2 separate regions of the Homo sapiens genome follow, and region 1 is linked to region 2. A link is an interaction called in ENCODE POLR2A ChIA-PET data of the cell type or tissue named here. Cell type or tissue: PC-9. All regions are shown on one strand.

Evidence for each region. ChIA-PET counts read pairs that join two places held together with the same protein. Peaks named below come from ENCODE experiments on the same cell type or tissue, not always from the same donor. Only the 100,000 strongest peaks of a DNase experiment are listed, where the experiment ranks them.
Region 1: POLR2A ChIA-PET joins it to region 2 with 15 read pairs; 4 of 35 experiments call an interaction of 5 or more read pairs at or near these places.

What each region holds. Positions count from the first base shown.
Region 1 is chr16:28,614,256-28,622,255 of GRCh38, reverse strand. It overlaps LOC107984835 (a long non-coding RNA gene), which reads right to left. Exons shown (of 2, transcript XR_007065036.1): 2 at 3,270-6,918. LOC124903674 (a long non-coding RNA gene) reads left to right here and starts at 7,725. Exons shown (of 2, transcript XR_007065047.1): 1 at 7,725-8,000. It also overlaps a transcript of SULT1A1 not described here. RefSeq lists enhancers at 6,416-6,990, 7,979-8,000. In PC-9, a CTCF peak has its summit at 6,177 (motif pointing right); DNase peaks (open chromatin) are centred at 295, 4,215 and 5,395; H3K4me3 peaks cover 839 bases; H3K27ac peaks cover 2,119 bases.
Region 2 is chr16:28,810,126-28,818,125 of GRCh38, reverse strand. It overlaps the pseudogene RPS15AP33. Among named protein-coding and RNA genes, the nearest start is that of ATXN2L, 8.9 kb to the left of the region's middle. In PC-9, no CTCF peak of the experiment used is centred here; no DNase peak of the experiment used is centred here.

The sequences.
Region 1 (8,000 bases), 200 kb after region 2:
TTTACTTGGCACAAGAAAGGAAGACACTGGGCATATTCTCCCAAGTAGTGTGTCCCCCAGAGAAAGAGACAGGAGGGTTTTATGGGGTGATGGAGAAAGGAGAGGGTGCATGATTGCATGTAGAGTAGGGGTCCCAGTGAGTCATGATGCTAGCGCATAGGTTGCATAGGTTATAGTCATGAAGCTATAGCTTCTCCCGGGGTGAAGACTTTAGCATGGTAATGAGGAGAGTTAACTTGGGTTCATCTGTAAGTAACCTGGGGTCATTTAGGAGCTGATTTAAACAAACAGGGTGACCTCATTCCACCCAGGGCTGGGGAAGAACAGGTTGAGGTCAGGAGGCTGTAAAACAGGCTGATCACTCAAGTTGGTTAAATTCTTGTAATCTTTGGAGATCCTCCATCTGCTCACAGGAGGGTCCCTGTGGCCTCTATCATCATTGCAATTTCTATAGCCTTGAAGGGGATGGGGTGGGTAACTGGGGAGAAAATCTCTATGGGTCTTAAGCCTGACGGGGTCAGTGGGTCAGGAGAACAGACAGCCGGGGAGCTAGGGCCTCCTGTTTTATCAGAAGGTCTGTGCCTGGTCCCGGCGTGTGATTTGCAGACTAGATTTGCAAACAGCTTCCTAGCAACTGTTAAAGAAGTCTTGTACAGCGGTGAAGGGGTAGGGGACCAGAATGCTATTTAATCCTCAAAAAACTAGTGAGATTGTTCTCTTTTTCTTTTCTTCTTCTTCTTCTTCTTCTTTTTTTTTTTTTTTTTTTTTTTTTTGAGACAGAGTCTTGTTTTATTGCCCAGCCTGGAGTGTGCAGTGGCCTGATCTCAGCTCATTGAAACCTCCATCTTCAGGTTCAAGCGATCCTCCTGCCTCAGCCTACCAAGTAGCTGGCATTACAGATGCACACCACCATGCCCGGCTAATTTTTGCATTTTTAATGGAGACAAAGTTTCACCATGTTTGCCAGGGTCGTCTCGAACTCCTGAACTCAAGTAATCTGCCCATCATGGCCTCCCAAAGTGCTGGGATCACAGACGTGAGCCCTCGCACCTGAGATTGTTCTTATTACTCTCATGTTACAAATGAGGAAACAACTAGTGAAATTAGTGAAATTGTTCTCTTTTTCTTTTCTTTTTTTTTTTGGGAGACAGAGTCTCGCTTTATCATCCTGGCTGGAATGTGCATTGGCCCGATCTCAGCTCACTGCAACCTCCACTTTCTGGGTTCAAGTGATCCTTCTGCCTCAGCTTCTCGAGAAGCTGGGATTACAGGCATGCGCCACCACACCCAGCTAATTTTGTATTTTTAGTAGAGACGGGGTTTCTCCGTGTTGGTCAGGCTGGTCTCGAACTCCTGACCTCAGGTGATCCGCTCGCCTCAACTTCCCAAAGTGCTGGGATTACAGGCATGAGCCACCGTGCCCAGCCCACTAGCTTTTTTTAAAAGATAGAAATTAAAATTTCAAAATGTCCAAATGTTCAACTTTTCACAAAATGTTTGGAAGGTAGAGAAAAGTAACCAATAGACCCACTATTGTAACTGGATTGTTTTTGTGAATTGTTATAGTTTTTGAAAAAATAATTGTTCTGCTATAACTTTTATATTCTGCTATTCTCACATCATATTTATCATTCCTTTAAAATTTTCTAGTTTTAGAGTGGAGACTATGTTCTTTTTTTTTTTTTTTTTTTTGAGACAGGGTCTTGCTATGTTGTCCAGACTGGAGTGCAGTGGCATGATCACAGCTCACTGTAGCCTCCACCTCCCAGGCTCAAGCAATCCTCCCACCTCAGCCTCCTGAGTAACTATGACTACAGACACACCACCACACCTGGCTAATTTTTGTATTTTTTATAGAGATGAGGTTTTGCCCTGTTGCCCAGGCTGGTCTCTTAACTCCTGGACTCAAGCAATCTGCCTGCCTCGGCCTCCCAAAGTGCTGGGATTACAGGCTTGAGCCACGGCACCTGTCTATGTTCTCTTTTCACTGTAGGATCAGAGGGTCATATTGATGGATGATAGTGATGGTTACTTTGCATTTTGGAATGGTAAACTTAAACATGAACTGTTATACAGTACTCTACTGAATCTTTTAAAATTCTTTTGGTGTTTTTGCAAATAGGTATGAGCATTCTCCAGGGAAAGGATGACATATTTTTGGACCTGAAACAGAAATTCTGGAACACCTATATGGTAAGACAGGCGTTTGAAAATGTTATCAGTATCTTTTTGTGTGTGTATATACACACACACACACACACAATATACAATACAATATATATACATATACAATCAGTAACTTTTTGTGTATATATGTGTATATGTATATATATGTACATAGATCCACAAAAATATATACTTTCTGTGTACATATTTATAAAGATTTAAAATGTTTTAATTGACACATATATGTATGTATTTTCAGAATACATGTGATGATTTGATACATTTGTATAATCATATCAGGATTCTTTGTGTGTGTGTGTGTGTCTATATATATATATGTATATATATATTTTTTAATAAAATTTTTTTTGAGACAGGGTCTCATTCTGTCACCCAGGCTGGAATGCAGTGGCATGGTCATGGCTCACTGCAGCCTGGACCTCCTGAGCTCAAGCGATCCTCCCACCTCATCCTTCTGAGTAGCTGAGACTACAGGCATGTGCCACCACACCCAGCTAATTATTTTTAAATTTTTTGATAGAGACAGAGTCTCACTATGTAGCACAGGCTGGCCTCAAACTCCTGTGCTCCAGTTATTCTCCCACCTCAACATTAAGTACATTTTTATTAAACTATTCCTAAATTAGAGCTCCAGTTTGGTTGGCAGAAGGGTCCAATATTTTGACAGAGAAATCTTAAAGTTATTTTGATAGATGTATGAGGAGAGGCTTTAAGAGTGTCTATACTTCTCATGAATTGGAAAGAAATACTTTCTCTGGGCCGGGCACGGTGGCTCACGCCTCTAATCCCAACACCTGGGAGGCTGAGGCAGGCAGATCACTTGATGTCAGGAGTTTGAAACCAGCCTGGCCAATATGGTGAAACCCTGTCTCTACTAAAAATACAAAAATTAGCTGGGCACGGTGGTGTATGTCTGTAATCCCAGCTACTCAGTAGGCTGAGGCAGGAGAATCACTTGAATCTGAAGACAGGTTGCAGTGAGCCAAGATCTCACCACTGCACTCCAGCCTGGGCAACAGAGCAAGACTCCATCTCAAAAAGAAAAAAAGAAATGAAATAATATCTCTGAATTTTAGTCCATGTTCTCAATGATTTCTGACTTTATTATATTAACTCTTATTAATGATCAGAATTTATTTTGTAAATTTTGCAGCCAAAGGGACAATTTATTTTGTAAATTTGGGATTCTATTTGCAAAATAAGGATGGTAGACTGTGAGTGGCTTAATGGAATCATTCCCACATTCAGAGCCAATGTTTTCAGGTGAGCATTCTGCGGAGTCCTGGTGAAAAGAACTTTAACATCACAAAGGTATTGATAGTGAAGGAGAAGGTTTCCAAGGGTTACTCCAAGGTTCAAAACAAATCAGCGGTTTTACTGTTTGCTCGGCACAAATATATATAGTCCAGTCCAGTGCAAAATTTAGGCCGGGCACGGTGGCTCACGCCTGTAATCCCAACACTTTGGGAGGTGGAGGCGGGTGGATCACAAGGTCGGGAGATCGAGACCATCCTGGCTAACATGGTGAAACCCTGTCTCCACTAAAAATAAAAAAATTAGCAGGGCATGGTGGTACGAGCCTGTAGTTCCAGCTACTTGGGAGGCTGAGGCAGGAGAATCACTTGAACCCGGAAGGCGGAGGTTGCACTAAGCCGATATCACGCCACTGCACTCCAGCCTGGGCGACAGAGCGAGACTCTGTCTCAAAAAAAAAAAAAAAAAAAAAAAAGAGCGGGAAGTAGCCGGCTCACACTTGTAATCCCAGCATTTTGGGAGGCTGAGGCAAGAGGATCGGTAGAGCTCAGCAGTTTCAGACCAGCCTGCGCAACACAGTGAGACCCCATCTCTACAAAAATAAAATAAATTAGCTGGGCATAGTGGCAAGCGTCTGTTGTCCCAGCTGCTCAGGAAGCTGAGATGGGAGGATTGCAAGCCTGGGAGGTCAAGGCTGCAATAAGCTGTGATTGCACCGCTGCACACCAGCCTGAGTGACAGAGTGAGGCCCTGGTTCAAAAAAAAAAAAAAAGAGCAGGAAGTAGAATTGGGAAAGAAAGAAGCTTCAGGCAGGGATTTGTAAATGAACAAAACCGCAGGAATATTTGCATACTGTTTTAAAAAACAGTGGTTACAATGAGTGAGTCTCATCTACCCTCAGGAAAAGAAAGAGGGTATACCAGCAGTCTAAAGCCCAGCCCATTTGGAGATTTTTTGGGAAGATTTCTTGTGATAAGAAATTGTCGGCCGGGCACGACAACTCACACCTGTAATCCCAGCACTTTGGCAGGCGGATCACTAGGTCAAGAGATTGAGACCATCCTGGCCAACTTGGTGAAACCCCGTCACTACTAAAAATACAAAAATTAGCCAGGCATGGTGGCGGGTGCCTGTAATCCCAGCTACTCAGGAGACTGAGGCAGGACAATTGCTGGAACCCGGGAGGCGGAGGTTGCAGTGAGCTGAGATCGTGCCACTGCACTCCAGCCTGGCAACAGAGGGAGACTCCGTCACAAAAAGAAAAAAAAAAAGAAAAGAAAAGAAACTGTCTTCCAGGTGCTGTCCTAGGTGTTAGTGGAAGATACCCAAAAAACCATATAAAACAGAGATTCTGTCCTAAAGGGACTTAGAGTCTAGTGGGATAGATAGATAAATAGACAAGTCATTAACTAGAGTTCGATGAGAAATGCTCTCAGAGCCCATGGGTACTCAGCACAGCGAGGAGGTGTGGGAGTGGGGATCAAGGAAGTCTTGCTGGGGCCAGGCACCAGTGGCTCATGCCTGTAATGCTAGCACTTTGGGAGGCCAAGGTGGGTAGATTGCTTGAGCTCAGGAATTTGAGACCAGCCTGGGCAATATGACGATGAAACCTCATCTCCACAAATACAAAAATGAGCTGGTCATGGTGGCTCACACCTGTAGTCCCAGCTACTCAGGAGGCTGAGGTGGGAGGATCTCCTGAGCCCAGGAGGTCAAGACTGCAGTAAGCTATGATTGTACCACTGCACTCCAGCCTGGGTAACACAGCGAGACCCTGTCTCAAAATAAAAAATAAAAAATAAAAAAAAAGATCTGGAGTTAGGCACATACTGGGGGACAGGTCATTCCAGGGGCAGAAGAGCTGAGTAGAGTTGACAATGTGTAAAGCACCACGGTATGCCCAGAGGGGAGAAACCACAGGCAGTTTGGTGTTCACAGAGTATTTGTTGAGCAACTTGGAATGAGTTTGGATCCTGGAGACTGTTGAACACCCGGAGCTGAGGATCTTGCACTTCACGGTTAGGTAATTGCAGCAGAGGAAACCAGAGTGGGGGGTTATTGTAGCCAAGTTCACATAAGAAATAATGAAGTACGTCGGGTGTGGTGGCTCATGCCTGTAATCCTAACACTTTGGGAGGGTGAGGCGAGAGGATCCCTTGAGGTTAGGAGTTCGAGACCAGCTTGGGCAACATAGCAAGACCCTGTCTGTATTTAAAAAAATAAAACTGGCCTGGCATGGTGGCTCACACCTGTAATCTCACCACTTTGAGAGGCCGAGGTGAGCAGATCACTTGAGGTCAGGAGTTCGAGACCAGCCAGACCAAAATGGTGAAACCCAGTCTCTACTAAAAATACAAAAAATTAGCCAGGCATGGTGGCGCACGCCTGTAATCCCAGCTACTCAAGAGGCTGAGTCAGGAGAATTGTGGGCGGCAAGCCACCCAGGCACCGAGGCAAGAGACAGAGGACACGATCTGTTCCAGTATAATAAAATATAAAACAAGAATAGTTATACCAGATATAGATCTTAGATATGATTATATATGAATATCATTAATCATTAGTTTGTAGCAATTACTTTTTCTTCCAATATTATAATAACCCTCGCTCAATAATCATAGCCTAGGAAAAACCAGGCCATACACAGATAGGAGCTGAAGGGACATAGTGAGGTGTGACCGGAAGACAGGAGTGCGAGCCTTCTGTTATGCCTGGACAGGGCCACCAGAGGGCTCCTTGGTCTAGCGGTGACACCAGCATCTGGGAAGATGCCCGTTACCAGGCGGATCGTGGTCCAGCGTCTCCCTGTGATGCTGTGCTTCAGTGGTCACACTCCTAGTCCACCTTCATGTTTCATCCTGTACACCTGACTCTGCCTTCTAGATAGCAGTGGTAAATTAGTGAAAATACTAATAGTCCCTGATATGCAGAAATAATGGCATAAGCTGTCTTTCTCTTTGTCTCCTCTCCCTCTCTGCCTCGGCTGCCAGGCAGGGAAGGGCCCCCTGTCCAGTGGACACGTGACCCACGTGACCTTACCTATCATTGGAGGTGACTCACATTCTTTACCCTGACCCTTCAGCCTTGTATCCAATAAATAACAGCGCAGCCCGACGTTCGGGGCCACTACCAGTCTCTGCATATTGGTGGTAGTGGTCACCCGGGCCCAACTGCCTGTGTTGCCCAGGCTTCCTGTGTTGGCCGTGCTGTCACCAAGGTCACAGCATCCTGAGAACATGGTTTTCTCCTTGACTAACAAGGCCTCGGGGTCTGTCTCGGGGTTGGCCTTCCACCGGGTCAGCGGGATGATCCGGCGCAAGCTCACGGTGTGTCTCCTGGTGGTAGAGGGGCTTGTGTCAACCTGTGGCCGGGTGGGGATGCTCCTTCCCAGCTGGTAGGCTGCCCCCAGGCTCCATGCCCTGCCCTGGCCTGGACACTCACGCTTTGCCTTCTTCATCAATGTCATCTACCTCATACCTGTGGACAAAAGGAGGAAAATGCAGGATGCAGCCAGGGGCACAGTCCCTGTAGGGGAGTGTGGAGGACAGGGGCAGGGCAAGGACCCGGTGCTCCCTGCACAGCCGGCCCCGCCCACAGCACGCTCTGTGGAGTTTTTCTCCTGCTGTGCAGATGAGAAGCAGAGTGGCAGCCCAGGCAGGTGCAGTGACCAGAGAGCAGCCCTGGGGCTGTTGGAGGAGCCCCTGGGAGCCTCCATCTCCCGAGTGAGCCCAGCAGGACTGTGACCCGTTCGGCCAGGTGTCCTACAGGGGCTGCTGGGCTCAGCTACAGATGGGCGAGACCGCAGCATAGTGGGCGCCCAGCGGGAAGAACCAGGGAGGGACAAAGTGAGTTTGCAGGTGGTGGAGAGGCTCTCTTCTTGATGTCGGTGCTGAACCAGAAGTGTGTTTAAGGAGAATTTCCTAAAATTCAAAGAGTTCCACGGGAGTCGCGGCTAGGCCGGGGCGCTTCTTCAGCATCTACCTGCTCTACGGCCTGAACCCCCGTCATCAGGGCCACGTTTATATGGGGTTCACTGTCAGCCCTGCTTGTCAGGTCCAGCAGCACAATGGGGGCCACACAAAAGGCAGGGCCCAGGCCTGGCGCGGTGGCTCAAGCCTGTAAACCCAACACATTGGGAGGCCAAAGCGGTTGGATCACTTGAGGTCAGGAGTTCGAGACCAGCCTGACCAACATGGTGAAACCCCGTCTGTAATAGAAATACAAAAATTAGTCGGGCATGGTGGCACGTGCCTGTAATTACAGCTACTCAAAAGGCTGAGGCGGGAGAATTGCTTGAAAGATGGGGCAGGGGGCAGCGGCAGAGGTTGCAGTGAGCCAAATCGGGCCATTGCACTCCTGGTGAGACCGGAAGGGTCTCTGTGCCAGGAGGAAGGCTTCCTGGAGGAGGCGGACCCCGCTGGGCACAAGCCTGATGAGAGGGAAGGGCATGCCTGTGACATGGGTGGGGAGTCCAGGGTGGGGACGGGACTGTCACAGAGGAGGAGCATGACGGGGAGACAGTGCCCTGGGAATCTTGGCGGTGGAACTCCGGGGAGGAG
Region 2 (8,000 bases):
CAAAAGGCCAGGTGTGGTGGCTCATGCCTGTAATCTCAGCACTTTGGGAGGCTGAGGTGGGTGGATCATTTGAGGTCAGGAGCTCGAGACCAGCCTGGCCAACATGGTGAAACCCTGTCTCTACTAAAATACAAAAAATTAGCCAGGCGTAGTGGTGCGCGCCTGTAGTTCCAGCTACTCGGGAGGCTGAGGCAGGGGAATCGCTTGAACCCGGGAGGTGGAGATTGCAGTGAGCCGAGATCTTGCCACTGCACTCCAGCCTGGCAACAGAATGAGTCTCACACACAAACAAGGTTTCCAAAAAAAGCATATATATATATATATATATACACATACACACACATATATATGTATAATATACACACAGAAAGAGAAAATGCAAATGTGGCAAAATATTAACAACTGGTGAATCTGGGTAAATGTTATCCTGACGTTCTAGACTTTCCTGGAAACGCTAGCCTTTTAACATCTCTGTACATTTGAAATTGTTTCAAAATAAAGAATTTGAAGCCCAGGCATGGTGGCTCACACCTGTAATCCCAGCACTTTGGTAGGCCGAGGTGGGCAGATCACCCGAGGTCAGGAGTTCAAGACCAGCCTGAGCAACATGGATAAACCCCATCTCTACTAAAAATACAAAATTAGCTGGGCATGGTGGCGCATGCCTGTAATCCCAGCTACTCGGGAGGCTGAGGCAGGAGAATCGCTTGAACCTGGGACACAGAGGTTGCGATGAGCCGAGATCGTGCCATTGCACTCCAGCCTGGGCAACAAGAGTGAAACTCTGTCTCAAAAAAAAAAAAGAATTTGCACATAAGTAGTAAAATTAGTTCAAAGCTTTTGGAAATATAAAAATAGTAAAAATTGGCTGGGCACAGTGGCTCACGCCTGTAATCCCAGCCCTTTGGGAGGCCGAGGCAGGCAGATCACGAGGTCAGGATATCGAGACCATCCTGGCTAACATGGTGAAAACCCATCGCTACTAAAAATACAAAAAAATTAGCCAGGAATGGTGGTGGGCGCCTGTAGTCCCAGCTATTCGGGAGGCTGAGGCAGGAGAATGGCGTGAACCCGGGAAGCGGAGCTTGCAGTGAGCCAAGACGGCGCCACTGCACTTCAGTCTGGGTGACAGAGCAAGACTCCGTCTCAAAAAAAAAAGTAAAAATTGTCCAGGCGCAGTGGCTCATGCCTGTAATCCCAGCACTTTGGGAGGCTGAGGCAGGCAGATCACTTGAGGTAAGGAGTTCGAGACCAGCCTGGCCAACATGGTGAAACTCCATCTCTACTAAAAATACAAAAATTAGCCGGGCCTGGTGGCAGGCGCCTGTAATCCCAGCTACTCGGGAGGCTGAGGCAGGAGAATCGCTTGACCCTGGGAGGTGGACAGAGGTTGCAGTGAGCCGAGATCATGCCACTGCACTCCAGCCTGTGCGACAGGTGGAGACTCCATCTCAAAACAAAAACAGAAAAAAACCCCAACAAACAGATGAATGGATAAAGAAAATGTGGTACATATATATAATGGAGTACTATTCAGCCATAAAAAAGAATGAGATCCTGTCATATGTGACAACATGAATGGAACTCGAGGTCATGATGCTAAGTGAAATAAGGTGGGCACAGAGACAAGCTTCAAAAGTTTTCACTTATTTGTGGGAGCCAAAAATGAAAAACAGTTGAACTCCTGGAGACAGAGAGTAGAAGGATGTTTACCAGAGATTGGGAAGGGTAATGGAGGCAGGGAAGGCAGAATGGTTAATGGGTACAGAGATATAGTTAGATAGAATAAATAAGATCTAGTATTTGTTTGTAATGACTTCTGGATTAAGCATTTTAAAAAAGATCTTAGCTGGGCGTGGTGGCACATGCCTGTAGTCCCAGCTACTCGGGAGGATGAGGCAGGAGGATTGCTTGAGCCTGCTGGGAGGTCAAGGCTGCAGTGAGCAGAAATCACGCCACTGCACTCCAGCCTGAGTAACACAGAGAGACCCTGTCAAAAAAAAAAAGAAAAGGATTAAAAAAATTACTTGATAGCACAACAGGGTGACTACAGTCAACAATAATTTATTGTACATTTAAAAATAACTAAAAGAGGGCCAGGCGTGGTGGCTCACGCCTGTCATCCCAGCACTTTGGGAGGCCAAGGCAGGTGGATCACTTGAGGTCAGGAGTTCGAGACCAGCCTGGCCCACATGGTGAAACCCCGTCTCTACTAAAAATACAAAACTCAGCCAGGTGTGGTGGTGGGTGCCTGTAATCCCAGCTACTCGGGAGGCTGAGACAGGAGAATTGCTTAAACCTGGAAGGCAGAGGCTGGGTGTGGTGGCTCACGCCTGTAATCCCAGCACTTTGGGAGGCCAAGGCAGGTGGATCATGAGGTCAGGAGTTCGAGACCAGCCTGACCAACATGGTGAAACCCCCGTCTCTACTTAAAATACAAAAATTAGCCAGGCATGGTGGTGCACGACTGTAATCCCATCTACTCAGGAGGCTGAGGCAGGAGAATCGCTTGAACACGCAAGGTGGAGGTTGCAGTGAGCCGAGATTGCACCATTGCCCTCCAGCCCGGGCAACAGAGAAAGACTGTCTCAAAACAAACAAACAAACAAACAAACAAAAAAACCTGGAAGGCAGAGGTTGCCGTGAGCCAGGATCTCACCACTGCACTCCAGCCTGGGCGACAGAGTGAGACTCCATCTCAAAAAAAAAAAAAAAAGGCTGATCATGGTGGCTCACGCCTGTAACCCCAGCACTTTGGGAGGCTGAGGTGGGCACATCACCTGAGGTTGGGAGTTTGAGACCAGCCTAACCAACATGGAGAAATCTCTACTAAAAATACAAAATTAGTTGGGTGTGGTGGTGCATGCCTTTAATCCCAGCTACTTGGGAGCCTGACGCAGGAGAATCGCTTGAACCCAGAGGCAGAAATTGCAGTGAACCGAGATCGCGCCATTGCACCCCAGACTGGGTGACAAAAGTGAAACTCTGTCTCAAAAAACAAACAAACAAACAAACAAAAAACCCTAAACTAAAATAGTTTAATTTGATTCTTTGTAACACAAAGGATAAACGTAGGAGGTGCTGGATACCACATTTACCCTGATGTGATTATTATGCATTGTGTGCCTGTATCAAAATATCTCATGTACCTTGTAAATATATACACTTACTACGTTCCCACAAAAAATAAAAATAAAAAACTAAAAAAAGAGATAGTTATCTTTCATACAAGGAAAGTTCTCACTGTTTCTCCAAAATGAGACTCACTGTCATAATGATCATTGCACCAGTTGCTGGCTATTTTAATTACTCCTCAAATTAAGTCATAGTCTTGAATGTTCTGCTACCTAAAGGCCGAATTGTAGAGCTAACCTCCAATAACTTGTATAAAAAATAAGAACGAGGAGAGAAAAAAAAGAAAGCTCTTTCCTCCATCTTCCCCTGCCACCAAAATGGCGCATATGACTGTCCCGGCTGATGCTCTCAAGAACATTGACAGGCTGGGTGCTATGGCTCATGCTTGTAATCCCAGCACTTTGGGAGGCTGAGGCAGGCAGATCATGAGGTCAAGAGATCAAGAACATCCTGGCCAACATGGTGAAATCCTGTCTCTACTAAAAATACAAAACTTAGCTGGGCGTGGTGGCGCACGCCTGTAATCCTAGCTACGCGGGAGGCAGGGGCAGGAGAATCGCTTGAACCCGGGAGGCAAAGGTTGCAGTGAGCCGAGATCGCACCATTGCGCTCCAGCCTGGTGAAAGAGGGAGACTCCGTCTCAAAAAGAAAAAAAAAAAAAATAGAACATCAACAATGCCAAAAAGAGAGGCAAAATGCCAGGTACCTATTAGGCCATTCTCCAAAGTCATCGTCCAGTTTCTAACTGTGATGATGAAGCATGGTTACATTGGCGAATTTGAAATCACTGATGATCACACAGCTGGGAAAATTACTGTAAACCTCACAGGCAGGCTAAACGTGGGATCAGCCCCAGATTTGATGTGCAAAGATCTAGAAAAATAGCAGAATGATCTGCTTCCATCCCGCCAGTTTGGTTTCATTGTACTGACCACCTCAGCTGGCATCATGGACCATGAAGAAGCAAGACGAAAACACACAGGAAGGAAAATCCTGGGACTCTTTTTCTAGAGATGTAACACATATTTACAAATAAAATGCCTATGGACCAAATAAAAAAAAAAAGATGGCTAGCATGTACAAATAAAGACATGAATATATTATGCAAAAAGGGGCCAGGTGCGGTGGCTCACGCCTGTAATCTCAGGACTTTGGGAGGCCAAGACGGGCGGATCACTTGAGGTCAGGAGTTTGAGACCAGCCTGGCCAACATGGTGAAACTCCATCTCTACTAAAAAATACAGAAATTAGCCAAGCATGGTGGCACATGCCTGTAATCCCAGCTACTCGGGAGGCTGAGGCAGGAGAATTGCTTGAACCCGGGAGGCAGAGGTTGTAGTGAGCTGAGATTGAGCCACTGAACTCCAGCCTGGGCGACAGAGTGAGAGTCCATCTCAAAAAAAAAAAAAAAAAAAAGCAAAAAGGAAATATGACAAGCTTCCAAGATCCTCAGTTCTGTAATTGGTCATGAGCCCATAATTGGTAACTATGTTCCCTTCTGTAAGTATCCAAAAATCCTTGGGCTCCGATAATTGGGCTTTTTACCTGGTAGGATGAGGCAAAGCTTCATTCCTAAAGGGTCCGCATTGTCCTGCCTTCTTTTAGTTACCACAGTTTTTCAGTAACATGTATTATTGGGCATAGAAATAGTAAGAGGCACTCCAGAGAAACCCGGGATTCAGACACACCATCCTTACCCCCATGGTGTGGCAGCAACCCAGTTTCCTCCTGGTCATAAGGATCAATAACTCCAGCCAGTAGAGTAACCCCATTTTCTGCGGTTGGTTCAGTGGCCTAAAAAGTCCAACATGACCAGGTGGCAGTCTCATTTTCCAATTCAATGGTATCATTGTTGTGTCCCTGATGGAAGAATTCCTCCCTTGAGGACTAAGTCTTCCAAGTCAGCAGAGCTCAAACTTACCAAGACAGGAAACAAAAAATCTGCAAGTGGGTTATTTGGTAGAATAGTGAGACTGGGCGAGGTGGGAGGATGGTTTGAGGGCAGGAGTTTGACAACAGCCTGGGCAACATGGCCAGAACCTGTCCACGCCCCCACCAAACAAAAAGAAATACAAAAATTAGCCAGGTGTGGTGGCACGCACCTGTAGTCCTAGCTACTTGGGAGGCTGAGGCAGGAGGATTGCTCAAGCCCAGAAGTTCAAGGCTGCAGTGAGCCATAATTGCACCACTGTACTCCAGGCTGGGTGACAGAATAAGACTTTGTCTTTAACAAACAATTTTTTGATCAGGTGTGGTGGCTCACACCTGTAATCCCAGCACTATGGGAGGCTGAGACAGTCAGATTACTAGAGGCCAGGAGTTTGAGACCAGCCTGACCAACATGGCGAAACCCCATCTCTACTAAAAATGCAAAAATTAGCTTGGTGGCCAGACGCGGTGGCTCATGCCTGTAATCCCAACACTTTGGGAGGCCAAGGAGGTTGGATCACGAGGTCAGGGGTTCAAGACCAGCCTAACCAACATGGTGAAATCCTCTCTGTACTAAAAATACAAAAATTAGCCTGGCGTGGTGGCGCATGCCTGTAATCCCAGCTACTCAGGAGGCTGAGGCAGGAGAATCACTTGAACCCGGGAGGCAGAGGTTGCAGTGAGCCAAGATAGCGCCATTGCACTCCAGCCCCGGGGACAAGAGTGAAACTCCATCTCAAAAAAAAAAAAAATTAGCCAGGCGTCAGCTGGGCACAGTGGCTCACGCCTGTAATCCCAGCACTTTGGGAGGCCGAGATGGGTGGATCACGAGGTCAGGAGATCAAGACCATCCTGGCCAACCTGGTGAAACCCCATAAAAGTACAAAAAAAAAAATTAGCTGGGTGTGGTGGTACGTGCCTGTAAACCCAGCTACTCGGGAGGCTGAGGCACGAGAATCGCTTGAACCCGGGAGGCAGACTGCAGTGAGCCAAGATGGCGCCACTGCATTCCATCCTGGCGACAGAGCGAGACAACATCAAAAAAAAAAAAAAAAAAAAAAATTAGCTAGGCGTGGCGGTCAGCTACTTGGGAGGCTGAGGCACAAGAATCGCTTGAATCCGGAAGGCGGAGATTGCAGTGAGCTATGACACTCCAGCCTGGGCGACAGAGTGAGAGTTTGTCTCAAAAAAAAAAAAAAAAAAACAAACGGCCAGGCACAGTGGCTCACGCCTATAATCCCAGCACTTTGGGAGGCCAAGGCGGGCGGATCATGAGGTCAGGAGATGGACACCATCCTGCTAACACGGTGAAACCCCGTCTCTACTAAAAACACAAAAAAAATTAGCCGGGCGTGGTGGCGGGCGCCTGTAGTCCCAGCTACTCTGGAGGCTGAGGCAGGAGAATGGCGTGAACCTGGGAGGCGGAGCTTGCAGCGAGCCGAGATCGCGCCACTGCACTCCAGCCTGGGCGACAGAGCAAGACTTTGTCTCAAAAAAGAAAAGAAAAGAAAAAAAAACAGCGAGAAGAACGAGATCTAATATCTCTCCTTGATTCTGACTTGTATTCTGGCTATGAGAGAAAAAGCACTACATAATGGTCTCTCATTAAGACAGCAGTGTTGGCCGGGCGAGGTGGCTCACGCCTGCAATCCCAGCACTTTGGGAGGCCAAGGCAGGCGCATCACCCGCGATCAGGAGTTCGAGACCAGCCTGACCAACATGGAGAAATCCTGTCTCTATTAAAATACAAAATTAGCCAGGCGTGGTGGCGCATGCCTGTAATCCTAGCTACTCAGGAGGCTGAGGCAGCAGTATCTCTTGAACCAAGGAGGTGGAGGTTGCAGTGGGCTGAGATCACCCCATTGCGCTCTAGACTGGGCAACAGGAGTGAGACTCTGTCTCAAAAAAAAAAAAAAAAGATAGTAGTGTGCATGCTATAAAAAAGAATCCCAGCCTCTGTGCGGGGTAAAAAACCCAAACCATTCTTTCTGGGGTGTGGTCTCTCAAGTGGTGCCTTAACTGAGTCTTTATTTTTTTGAGATAGAGTCTTGCTCTGTTGCCCAGGCTGGAGGGCAGTGGCATGATCTCGGCTCACTGCAACCTTCACCTCCCAGATTCAAGTGATTCTCCTGCCTCAGCCTCCAGAGTAGCTGGTATTACAGGCATGCGCCACCACGCCTGGCTAATTTTCGTATTTTTAGTGGAGATGGGGTTTTACATGTTGGCCAGGCTGGTCTCAAACTCCTGACCTCAAGTGATTTGGCCTCCCAAAGTGCTGGGATTACAGGTGTAAGCCACCACATCTTGCCTTAACTGAGTCTTTAATACATCATTGCACCACACTAGGGGTCATGTTGATTTCTTCTGCTGTCTAAAGATACCACATGTGAGGCAGCAGCTGCAATTGGAGTCACCATCTAAATGAGTTTCCCATAGTCCACAGTCATTCTCTAAGATCCATCCAACCAGCATATGCCAAACGCCTGCCCATTCAAGTCTTTTTTTTTTGACACAGTTTCGCTCTTTTGCCTAGGCTGGAGTACAGTGGTATGATCTCAGCTCAGAAGCCTCTGCCTCCCAGGTTCAAGCGATTCTTCTGCCTCAGCATCCTGAGTAGCCAGGATTACAGGCACCTGCCACCACACTCGGCTAATTTTTGTACTTTTAGTAGAGATAGGGTTTCACCATGTTGCCCAGGTTGGTCTCGAACTCCTGACGTCAGGTGATCCACCCGCCTCGGCCTCCCAAAATGCTAGGATTACAGGCCTGAGCCACCCCACCTGGCCCCTTGCAAGTCTTTGAGGGTGGCACTAGTCTCTGCGACTCTCCAGGGATGTGATAATGCTTCTGGTTAACTGTCTTTTTAAAATTTTTTTTCTTTGAGACAGAGTCTCCCTCTGTTGCCCAGGCTGGAGTGCAGTAGGATGATCTTGGCT